2 separate regions of the Homo sapiens genome follow, and region 2 is linked to region 1. A link is an interaction called in ENCODE POLR2A ChIA-PET data of the cell type or tissue named here. Cell type or tissue: endothelial cell of umbilical vein. All regions are shown on one strand. Links, peaks and the distances in the headings refer to the core of each region. The heading gives the core; the rest is flanking DNA.

Region 1 (5,383 bases), core at 298-5,297:
ATATTGCCTCCAAAGGCTCCTGCTGATGGACTACGTCTTCAGATGTATTTCATGTCTGGAATTGACCCACTTTCTTATGAAAATGATCACCAGTATACAACTCAAAGTTAGTGTTTAGGTGCAGCTGAGCTCACAGGAGCAACGCCCCCCCGCCCTTAGTTTTCTGTGCAGAATTAGTTTCAGTTCTGCTGGCCAGTCTGAAAAAAGCACTTAGAATGGTATTTGCTAGACATAATTTACTACTTTTATTTTTGCAGCTTTTATGCTGTCAAGATTTATTTTTTAAGTGCCCACCATATTTCAAGAAGTGGGCATACCAGAAGGAGTAAGACAAAGTCCCTATTCCACCCACCCAGCTCTCCATGATAACTTACAGATAATTACAACATATTGAGAAGCAGATACAACATATTGACAGGGTTATGTCCAGAATGCTATGGAAGCTCAGAAAAGAGCATCTAAAACTTGCTTTAAAGAAATGTACAAGTAGCCAGGCATGGTGGCACACACCCACCTGTAGTGCTAGCTACTCAAGAGGCTGGGTGGCAGGATCACATAAGCCCAGGAGTTTGTGGCTGCAGTAAGCTATGATCAGTCACTACACCCCAACGTGGGCAACACAGCGATCCTCCCACCTCAGCCTCCTGGGTAGCTGGGACTACAGGCACACGTTACCACACCTGGCTAATTTTTTGTATTTTTTGTAGAGATGGGGTTTCACCATGTTGCTCAGGCTGGTCTCCAACTGCTGGGCTCAAGCAATCCGCTTCTTGGCCTCCCAAAGTGCTGAGATTACAGGTGTAAGCCACTCTGCCTGGCCCAAACATGATTTCTATGCTTTGATAATTGACTTCAACCTTGGTACCTACAAGAAGATAATGTATTCTAACAAACATTTTTTTAAAACATAGGGTTTGCCAAAACAGTGTGCTCTAAAAAGAAATCAATGCAATGGCTGATCTAAGAAATCTTAATTATTTCCTTAATTAATTCAGTAGTCAGAGCCCTGAAAATATTAATGACCCATTCACCAAAGTCATTGTGATAATACTCGATTTAAAGATAGCTTTTCAACCTGTTCTCCCAGCCTCCTTGCTAATTATCCTCCATTCCTAATTCTCATTCACGCCCCTCTTCAAATTGGTCACTTAAATACTATTTATTCTGCCACCTAAATATTGATTTAATTTTTATCCTCACTGCCCTTATCTTATTGCCTATTATAGCTCACCTGTATTGTTACAGTGATTTCCCGACTAGTTCTTAGCATGGTATACACAGCCCTTCACCATGTGGCATTTGTTTACCTCTCCATATTGATCTGCAACCGACGTCCTTGTACCAAGGCAGTTATTTGAAATTCCTAGAACATGCTCTAGACATGATGGTCTCACTCCCACCAAACTACCCCTGTACCTTGTACATACCTCTCTTATAACAGCTATCATCCCATTGTAATTTGGGAGATAATCTCCCCTTCCCAAAAATAAGGTTCACTTTCTAATTAATGGATAGTCAAGGGAATCATTCTATCATTTCTCATCTCTAGAGTCTCCCTGGGCGGGAAGAATGGGCACAAGAAATAGGGCCCCATTACTTTCTTGGAGTGCAGGGATGACTTGAATGCACTGAGGAGGCTGCCCCAGAAACTGTTCATTGACTGCATCTTGCACAGTCTGATGCCACGCACTTTTTAAAGCATCTTTTGTCGTTGTTGTTGTTTGTTTTGAGACAGAGTTTTGCCCTGTCGCCCAGGCTCCGGAGTGCAGTGGCTCCATCTGGGTTCACCGCAACCTCTGCCTCCCAGGTTCAAGTGATTGTCTCTCCGCAGCCCCACAGGTGGCTGGGATTACAGGCACCCGCTACCAAGCCTGGCTAATTTTTGTATTTTTAGTAGACACAGGGTTTCACCCTGTTGGCCAGGCTGGTCCCAAACTCCTGACCTAAGGTGATCCGCCTGCCTTGCCTCCCAAAGCGCTGGGAGCACATGAGCCACCGCGCCTGGTGCTTTTCTAAGCATCTCTGACAAATGAAAAAGAGCACCCCAGCCTGGCACAGTGGCTCACACCTGTAATCCCAGCACTTTGGGAGGCTGAGGTAAGTGGATCACTTGCGCCCAGGAGTTTGAGACCAGCCTAGGCAACATGCTGAAAACCCGTCTCTACAAAAAAACAAACCAACATTAGCTGGGCCTGTTGGCACATACCTGTAGTCACAGCTACCCAGGGGGCTGAGGTAGGAGGATCAATTGAGCTCAGGAGTTCAAGGCTACAGGGAGCCATGATTGTGCCACGACACTCCAGCCTGGGTGACAGAGTGAGAACCTATCTCAAAAAGATAAAAATAAATATATACATTAATTAATAAAAAAGAGCACCCCAGAGAACAACTATAAGACACTCTACCTGGGGAGAAAAACCCACAGAGCCAAATGAACTTGTCAATGGTGCATCTTTTTACTGAGGCAGCAGCTTTTCTTGTCTTGAACTGATGACTTCTTTTGGCACATGCATGTCATGCTGAAGATTAGGGAGATCTGGAGTGTGGAAAGGAAGAACAAGATTAATAACAGCCTTTGGGGAATATAGAGAGGTTGTATATAACCTTTCATGTTATCCCTGGCACCTGCCTCATCAGCTCCCCCATCTGGGGGATTTGGGATTGGTTATCCACTGATATTTAATCTCCAGGATATAGAAATTCAGAAATGTTCTGATCAAAAAATAAATCTATTGGCTGGGCACAGTGGCTCACACACCTGTAATCCTAGCACTTTGGGAGGCCGAGGCAGGCGGATCACCTGAGGTCAGGGGTTCGAGACCTGCCAGGCCAACATGGGGAAACTCCATCTCTACTAAAAATACAAAAAAAAAAAAAATTAGCCGGATGTGGTGGTGCATGCTTGTAATCCCAGCTACTCGGGAGGCTGAGGTTGGAGAATTCCTTCAACCTAGGAGGCGGAGGTTGCACTGAGTCAAGATCGTGCCACTGCACTCCAGCCTGGGTGACAGGGTGAGACTCTGTCTCCAAAAATAAATTAATTAATCTATTAAGGATGAGCATGGTGTCATTAAGAAAAAAAAATCTAAAAAGAAATCTGGCTTTAAATGCTGCTCATTTTTTGCTTCATAATCTTCAAATATTGTTGGCTAAGTTACTGGTTTCTGTTAAATTTTGAGGCTTTCCCTCTTTGTGTACCTTCTTGGAGAAGCCCAGCCTCTATACTGTTTTCAACAGGAGTGGTGTTCTGGTTGAAGCAGGCCAATAGTGCCCAGGTCTAAGGAATCCAAAGAGTTCAGAAAAGAATTCAAGCAATGGGCTGTATATATGTGCATAGCTACCAATTTATAAATATAGTCAGAGGACTATAAAGGCAACCCAAAGCTGCATAGAAGGATGGAGCTGTAGGTTGCTTCTGCAGCAGCTATATGAGAAAATCAAAAAATAAGAGTCTAGCGTTTGGAAAGAATGTGAGCTTTGGAGCAAGGCAGCGTGGATTTGAGTCCCATATACTAGTTGTGTTGTCTTAGGCATGTCATTTAACCTCACTGAGCCTTTGTTTCTCTTTATAAAATGGGGTTAATAGAAACTTTCCTTGTGAGATTGTTGTTAGCATTAGAGATAATGTTTGTAGAATGCTTTGCACATGGTAGGCTTTTTTTTTTTTTTTTTTTTGAGACGGAGTCTCGCTCTTTCGCCCAGGCCAGATTGCCAGTGGCGCGATCTCGGCTCACTGCAAGCTCTGCCTTCTGGGTTGACACCATTCTCCTGCCTCAGCCTCCCGAGTAGCTGGGACTACAAGCGCCCGCCACCGCACCCGGCTAATTTTTTGTGTTTTTAGTAGAGACAGAGTTTCACCGTGTTAGCCAGGATGGCCTCCCAAAGTGCTGGGATTACAGGTATGAGCCACCGCTCCCAGCCTGCACATGGTAGGCTCTTAAGAAATGGTAGTTATGATTTGGGGTTTCTGTCAAGAGTGGTGTGATGGAGGCTAATACTCCACCCAGGTCCCCACTAGGGGTCCTGTTGGCAGTGGTCAACATTCAGTTACCGCTTGAGACAAGCTTATAAAAGACTTGGCTATCTTGGCTAAACTTGAAACAACTCTAAAGGGCCCCTCTGGCTCCAGATCTCCCCATGGTCCAACCAAGTCAACACTAGGCCCACGTGGCAGCTCAGCTTCTCCCTCTGCTCACTCCAGCTTTCTCCCCCTCTTTTCCATGGATGTTGTTCCCAGGAGCACTTTTTTTTTTTTTTTTTTTGAGACAGTGTCTCACTCTGTCACCCAGGCTGGAGTGCAGAGTGCAGTGGCGCGATCTTGGCTCACTGCAACCTCAGCCTCCCAAGTTCAAGCGATTCTCCTGCCTCAGCCTCCCTAGTAGCTGGAATTACAGGCACGTACCATCACGCCCAGCTAATTTCTTTATTTTTAGTAGAGACAGGGTTTTGCCATGTTAGCCAGGCTGGTCTTGAACTCCCGGCTTCAAGTGATCCACCTCCCAAAGTGCTGGGATTACAGGCATGAGCCTCCACGCCTGGCCGAAGAGCACTTCTTAATAAACATCCTTCATGCTAAACTCTGTCCCGGAGTTTATTTTCTAAGGAATCTGACCTGTGACAAATGATAAGGCTGGCAGCCAATTCTATGTTATCATTTATCACCCATTGATCTGAAGCCCAATGATCCTATGCCATTTTGTCTAGGTGTCAGGATGTATTTTAGAAAGACAGGCAAAGCATCAGAAAAACTGTAAAGAGAAAAATCTTAGAAATGTAACACTTTCCTATAGAAAGGCATTTGATAATTTCCAAAAGTTAAAAACATCCTAAATCCTGCTCCACATGACCCCAAGAGCATGGCAGTATTTTTTAGCATCAATTTCCTAAAAATAACTTGGCTATGAGGTTCACATCAATATAATTAAGCAAATGTAATTATTAGTTTTTTCCAGCATTGAGCTTTTAATTCCCTTTCCAATGGCAAGGACCCAGTTAGCGATCTTCCTGGAAGCAAAGCCATTTTACTTGCCTTTACTGTGTTGGTTGTATAAGAAGTTACTTTAGAACCGGGCTGTACTGTCGGCATCTTTCTGGAGTTGAGGCTGGGACCCCCTTGTCTCAGTCAGCTTCTTCCCCTTCCCTCCCTTCCCAAGTACAGCCTATGTAGTTAGAATCAGCAAACTAGATAAAAGGCAGAACCCAGCAGACCGATTCTGAAGTGAATGTCTAGAGTTAAGCTAGACTCTGATTTGGACAGGGATACCATCTCCAGGAATACCCTTACCCCAGTTTGATCCTCTGTTCTTTCCTACACTGATCTCACTGGGTATTAGGAGTTGAAGACTCAGGAAGGAGGAGCTCATCAGGTAATTAGCCTGGTCAT
Region 2 (5,383 bases), core at 249-5,248, 96 kb before region 1:
TTTGCAATCTATCCATCTGACAAAGGGCTAATATCCAGAATCTACAAAGAACTTAAATTTACAATAAAAAAAACCCCATCAAAAAGTGGGTGAAGGATATGAACAGACACTTCTCAAAAGAAGACATTTATGTGGCCAACAAACATATGAAAAAAAGCTCATCATCACTGGTCATTAGAGAAATGCAAATCAAAACCTCAATGAGATAACATCTCACACCAGTTAGAATGGCAATCACTAAAAAGCCAGGAAACAACAGATGCTGGAGAAGATGTGGAGAAATAGGAATGCTTTTGTTGGTGGGAGTGTAAATTAGTTCAACCATTGTGGAAGACAGTGTGGTGATTCCTCAAGGATCTAGAACCAGAAATACCATTTGACCACCAATCCCATTAATAGGTATATAACCAAAGGATTATAAATCATTCTACTATAGACACATGTTGCTGGGCACAGTGGCTCACACCTGTAATCCCAACACTTTAGGAGGCCGAGGCAGGTGGATCATGAGGTCAAGAGATCAAGACCATTTCCTGGTCAACATGGTGAAACCCCAACTCTACTAAAACTATAAAAAAAAAAAAAAGCTGGGTGTGGCGGCATGCACCTGTAGTCCCAGCTACTTGGGAGGCTGAGGCAGGAGAATTGCTCGAACCTGGGAGGCAGAGGTTGCAGTGAGCTGAGATTGCGCCACTGCACTCCAGCCTGGCGACAGAGCAAGACTCCATATCAAAAAAAAAAAAAAAAAGAGAAAAGACACATGTACACGTATGTGTATTGAGGCATTATTCACCATAGCAAAGACTTGGAACCAACTCAAATGCCCATCAATGATAGACTGGATAAAGCAAATGTGGCACATATATACCATGGAATACTAGGCAGCCATAAAAAAGGATGAGTTCATGTCCTTTGCAGGGATATGGATGAAGCTGGAAACCATCATTCTAAGCAAACTATCACAGGAACAGAAAACCAAACACCGTATGTTCTCACTCATAAGTGGGAGGTGAACAATGAGAACACATGAATACAGGGAGGGAAATATCACACACCAGGGCCTGTCGGGGGTTGGGGGAGCTAGGGGAGGGATAGCATTAGGAGAAATACCTAATGTAGTTGACAGGCTGATGGGTAGAGCAAACCACCGTGGCACATGCATACCTATGTAACAAACATGCACATTCTGCACATGTATCCCAGAACTTAAAGTATTAAAAAAAAAACTGTAGTTGTAATGTTGAGTGCTGCCTAACAGTCAGGCAAAATAATGATTGAAAAGTACCTGTTGGATTTAACAACAAGAATTTCATTAGAGTCCTTTACCAGAACCTTTTAGTGACCAAGTAGGGAAGAAGATCCAAAAGAAGTGGCAGAGTCAGGAATATGATCAGGATGCTCACCAGCACTGCTTCTTTACCACTGTACTGAAGGCCGATGCACAAAACAAAAAAGTATAAGGATTAGAAAGAAACAAGTGTCATTACTTACAGATGATATACTATTTTGTATTAGAAAAATCCAAGAGAATCTACAAGCTAGTGAGTTCAAGAATATGTAAAACTCAGTTTGATTTTTGTTCTAAGTGCTTGACACATACGATTTTATTTAATCCTCTTAATAACTATGATCAACTACAATTTTCAGCTCCATTTTATTGATGAGGAAATTGTGGTGCAGAAGGGTTAAGTAACTTGTGCAATCACACAGCCATGCAAATAGCAGTATGAGAATTTGAGCCCAATCGGCTGCAAGGGCCCAGCTGCCGGTGCCTATACTCTCTAAACAACTTCTCTCCTCTATTTTCAAAGACAGAGTCAGAAATAGTAATTAGAAGGGACCCAGGAGGGTTTTTTTTTTTTAATTTGAAGATAAGAGAATGTTGAGCAGGTGCGTGAGGGTGAAGAGGGACTAATTGAAGGAACTTAGTTCTGGAAGAGATTGAAAAAAGAAAAAACTTGAGAGAAGTTCAACCTTGGTCAGGAGAAATGTGCCCTTATCCTCTGACACTAGCTTAAGGGTTGTTATGTCTGAAACAAACCACAGAGTTTGGAGTAGGCATTTCTGGTCTTGTTTTGATCCTGTTGACAAGTGCCCTCTCAGTACATATTATGGGCAATGCTGCGTTAGGATTTGTTCCTTTAATTTTTGTGACATATGACGCAGTTTCTCTGGCCAGAGGCTTCTCTTAGGTCAGCATACATTTCTCACTTAGTTCATCCAAGCAGTGCCTTCAGAGAGAGTTTACTACGAGGAAGATCTGTCAGGAGCACATGTATAACATTTTTTAGTCATTCTAGTTAGTTGGCTTCAGGACAAAATAAAAACCTCCCAGCTGATGAATACAAAGTACCTGATGTCACCTTCTTAAATGCCTCAAAGTAGCATGGGGCTACTCAAGTTTTATGATATATAAACATAAAATATAAAACATAGATTTTTAAAAAATGGGATCAACACTGCTCAGGTGGCAGTTGGTCCAAAGAAAAAATAGTCAGGTACCAACCTCTAATAAGAAACATTTGCATAATGGCACATCCCTGACAGATCCAAAAGGGTCTCCAAATTTTATTACTTCTGTTTTACCCTAGCAACATTAATAAGTACATCATAACAGGCATTTTTTGGCCAAGAAAAATCAAATACTCTTTGGGAGGTAAAACGGATTTTGATGCCTTCAAATGAATGCTGGAGGAATTTGGCAAAAGACATTCTAGCAAATGCCAAAATAGCAGTCATCCAGGATACTGTGTGTTTGACTCACAGCCAGTCAGGCACAGGCAAAGTCTGACGTGTTGCTTCTTTACACCACCAGAGTAACACTTAGGAGAATGTTCTAGATGTGTAAATGTTCAAAACTTGAGCTCAGACCAGACCTAAGTGGTATACAACCTGTTCAAGGTTGATTTAATTGCTAGCAATTGTATATTCCTTAAGGTCTTTATGGCCTTTTGTCAGCATGGCATGGCAAGACAAGAAAAATTTTAAAACCACTGGTTATGTAGAGTGTTTTTTGGGTATGGAACCATATCTTGTGACTTAGCCCCGGAAGAGTCACCTGTGACACCATGATTGCAGGCTCTTTGGGGTTTGGACTGAAGTCTGGAAACTGCTGCATATGCTACATCAGAAATTTTAAATATAGTACCAGGTCTTAAGCAAATATAGAAAGTGAAAACAGCAGAATTCTAACAAGAATTAAGTGTTCTGATAGGCCAGTGGAAATGGGGAGCAAGGAACATTCACTGTTTCAGGGAACCAGCTTTAGGGACTGAGGTATCAAAAAGAAGGGATTGGATATACAAGTGGACAGGTTGGAGAGATCTCTAACCTGGGTAGAGGGAAAATAGTTAGAAGCACCCAGTTGTTAGGTTAGGGCTAGAATGAGCCTCATGTAGAACTCATCGGTGTTTGACTAGGGCTTCTTAACTCTTCTCTTCCCCCCTCAGCTCCCAAGTTTCAGACTGCCCAAAGCCTGGAAAAAGAGCTAAATCTAAAATTAGCTGAAGTTGCTGAGGATGCAACTTGGAGGTTGGGGCACAGACTTAGACAAGCCTTACGTCTTCCTGCTCCAGACAGTGCTAAGTAAGGGGGAAATATTTTCCTAAGATAGATGGGCACATAACCCCATTAACTCCCAAAGGAGTATGAAAGGGAATATGTGCTTATTTCACAATAATCTTTTATTGCAAAATTTACTGATGCAGAAGCAGAAACTAATGCAGGTGGCAAGTGAGAGGAATGTAACTTTGTTTCCCAGCATTTAGAAGTCCGTGAACCCAAGTGTAGACCAAGTGAACCTTTAAAGACAACACATGGGTATTACTTGGTCAGGGTAACAGACCATATAAGTAGGTAGTCAAATAATTCTAACTAGAAAACCTGAAAAAATAAATTGCTGAAAAAGGAGGTTGAATGAACAGTAATCATTCCTGTGTGATTAGTAAACTTTTAAGACCCTGTTATGGTGAATTGTATCACTGTACTTTTCAAGTAGACAACATTCAATTAGACACCTGCCTAAGGAGCATATTTTTCATTGACTTTTGATTATCAAAAATTGAGATCTTTCTCATGCCCAGACTATTGCCAAGGAAACAAGAGTAACAGTTTCCACTCAGCAGCCTGGCTAAATTCCAGAACCCCATGTGACTGGGCAGACTCCTGGAGTCTTTCTGATGACCAATATCAGAGATGCCTTGTCTGTGGCCTATTGTGTTTTCCTGTATAAATGCTTCATGGGAAAATTTATACTCTAGATCAAATAAATAAGAGCGAATCCTAATCACCTTTTATTGAACACTTAATAAATACCAGACAGTATGCCAAGCCTCAAACATAAATGATCTTATTTAATTCTTACGAATCTTAGGGACAAACCGTTTTCACTCATGTTGTAGAGGAAGCTAGCCTAAGAGAGTTCAAACAACTTACCCCAACTCACCCAGTTACTAAGTTTCAGAATCAGAATTTGAACTCAAGGAGTTTGATGTTTATGCCCATGATTTTAATCATTATATTCTACTGCCTTTTCTCTTCCCGTTTTTGAAATTAGCTCAGAACTAAAACCATTTTCGAAATATTAGAATTGTTTACTGGTGTAATTCTCTGTACAAAAATCTTACAAAGCAAGTGTAAACAATGGAATAAATGAAAGCTTCAAGTGAATATACACAATGAAAATTATATATGAAAATATTAAGTTCATTTATGCTATATCAAAAAAGAGACTTGAACAAAAACTATTATTTGGGATATTTATTGAAATGCCTCTTAAAAGAGAATTTGCCTCTTATCAGTTTGAAAAACTTTATTTTTTTTTTAACTTTTAGGTTTGGAGGCACATGTGAAGGTTTTTTACATATGTAAACATGTGTTACAGGGGTTTGTTGTAGATATTATTTCATCACCCAGATATTAAGCCCAGTATCCAATAGTTATCTTTTCTGCTCCTTTCTCTCCTCGCATCCTCCCCCTTCAAGTAGACCCAGTGTCTGTTATTTCCTTCTTGTGTTTATAGGTTCTTATAATTTAGCTATAATTAGCAAAATTATATTTTATCATTTAGCTACCACTTATAAGTAAGAACATGTGGTATTTGGTTTTCTGTAACTGTGTTATTTTTCTAAGAATAATAGCCTCCAGCTCCATCCATGTTCCTGCAAAAGACATGACCTTGTTCTTTTTTATGGCTGCATAGTATTCCATGGTGTATATGTACCATATTTTCTTTATGCAATCTGTCATTGATGGGCATTTAGGTTGATTCCTTGTCTCTGCTGTTGTGAATAATGCTGCAGTAAACATCCACATGCATGTGTCTTTATGGCAAAATGATTTATCTTCCTCTGGGTATATACCCAGTAATGGGATTGCTGGGTCC

Evidence for each region. Peaks named below come from ENCODE experiments on the same cell type or tissue, not always from the same donor. Only the 100,000 strongest peaks of a DNase experiment are listed, where the experiment ranks them.
Region 2: POLR2A ChIA-PET joins it to region 1 with 5 read pairs; 3 of 35 experiments call an interaction of 5 or more read pairs at or near these places.

What each region holds. Positions count from the first base shown.
Region 1 is chr15:43,936,524-43,941,906 of GRCh38, reverse strand. All of the region lies in intron 1 of FRMD5 (FERM domain containing 5), which reads left to right. Among named protein-coding and RNA genes, the nearest start is that of WDR76, 110 kb to the right of the region's middle. In endothelial cell of umbilical vein, for the core only: a CTCF peak has its summit at 2,627; a DNase peak (open chromatin) is centred at 2,616.
Region 2 is chr15:44,032,835-44,038,217 of GRCh38, reverse strand. All of the region lies in intron 1 of FRMD5 (FERM domain containing 5), which reads left to right. Among named protein-coding and RNA genes, the nearest start is that of FRMD5, 160 kb to the left of the region's middle. In endothelial cell of umbilical vein, for the core only: no CTCF peak of the experiment used is centred there; DNase peaks (open chromatin) are centred at 2,747 and 4,117; H3K27ac peaks cover 2,421 bases.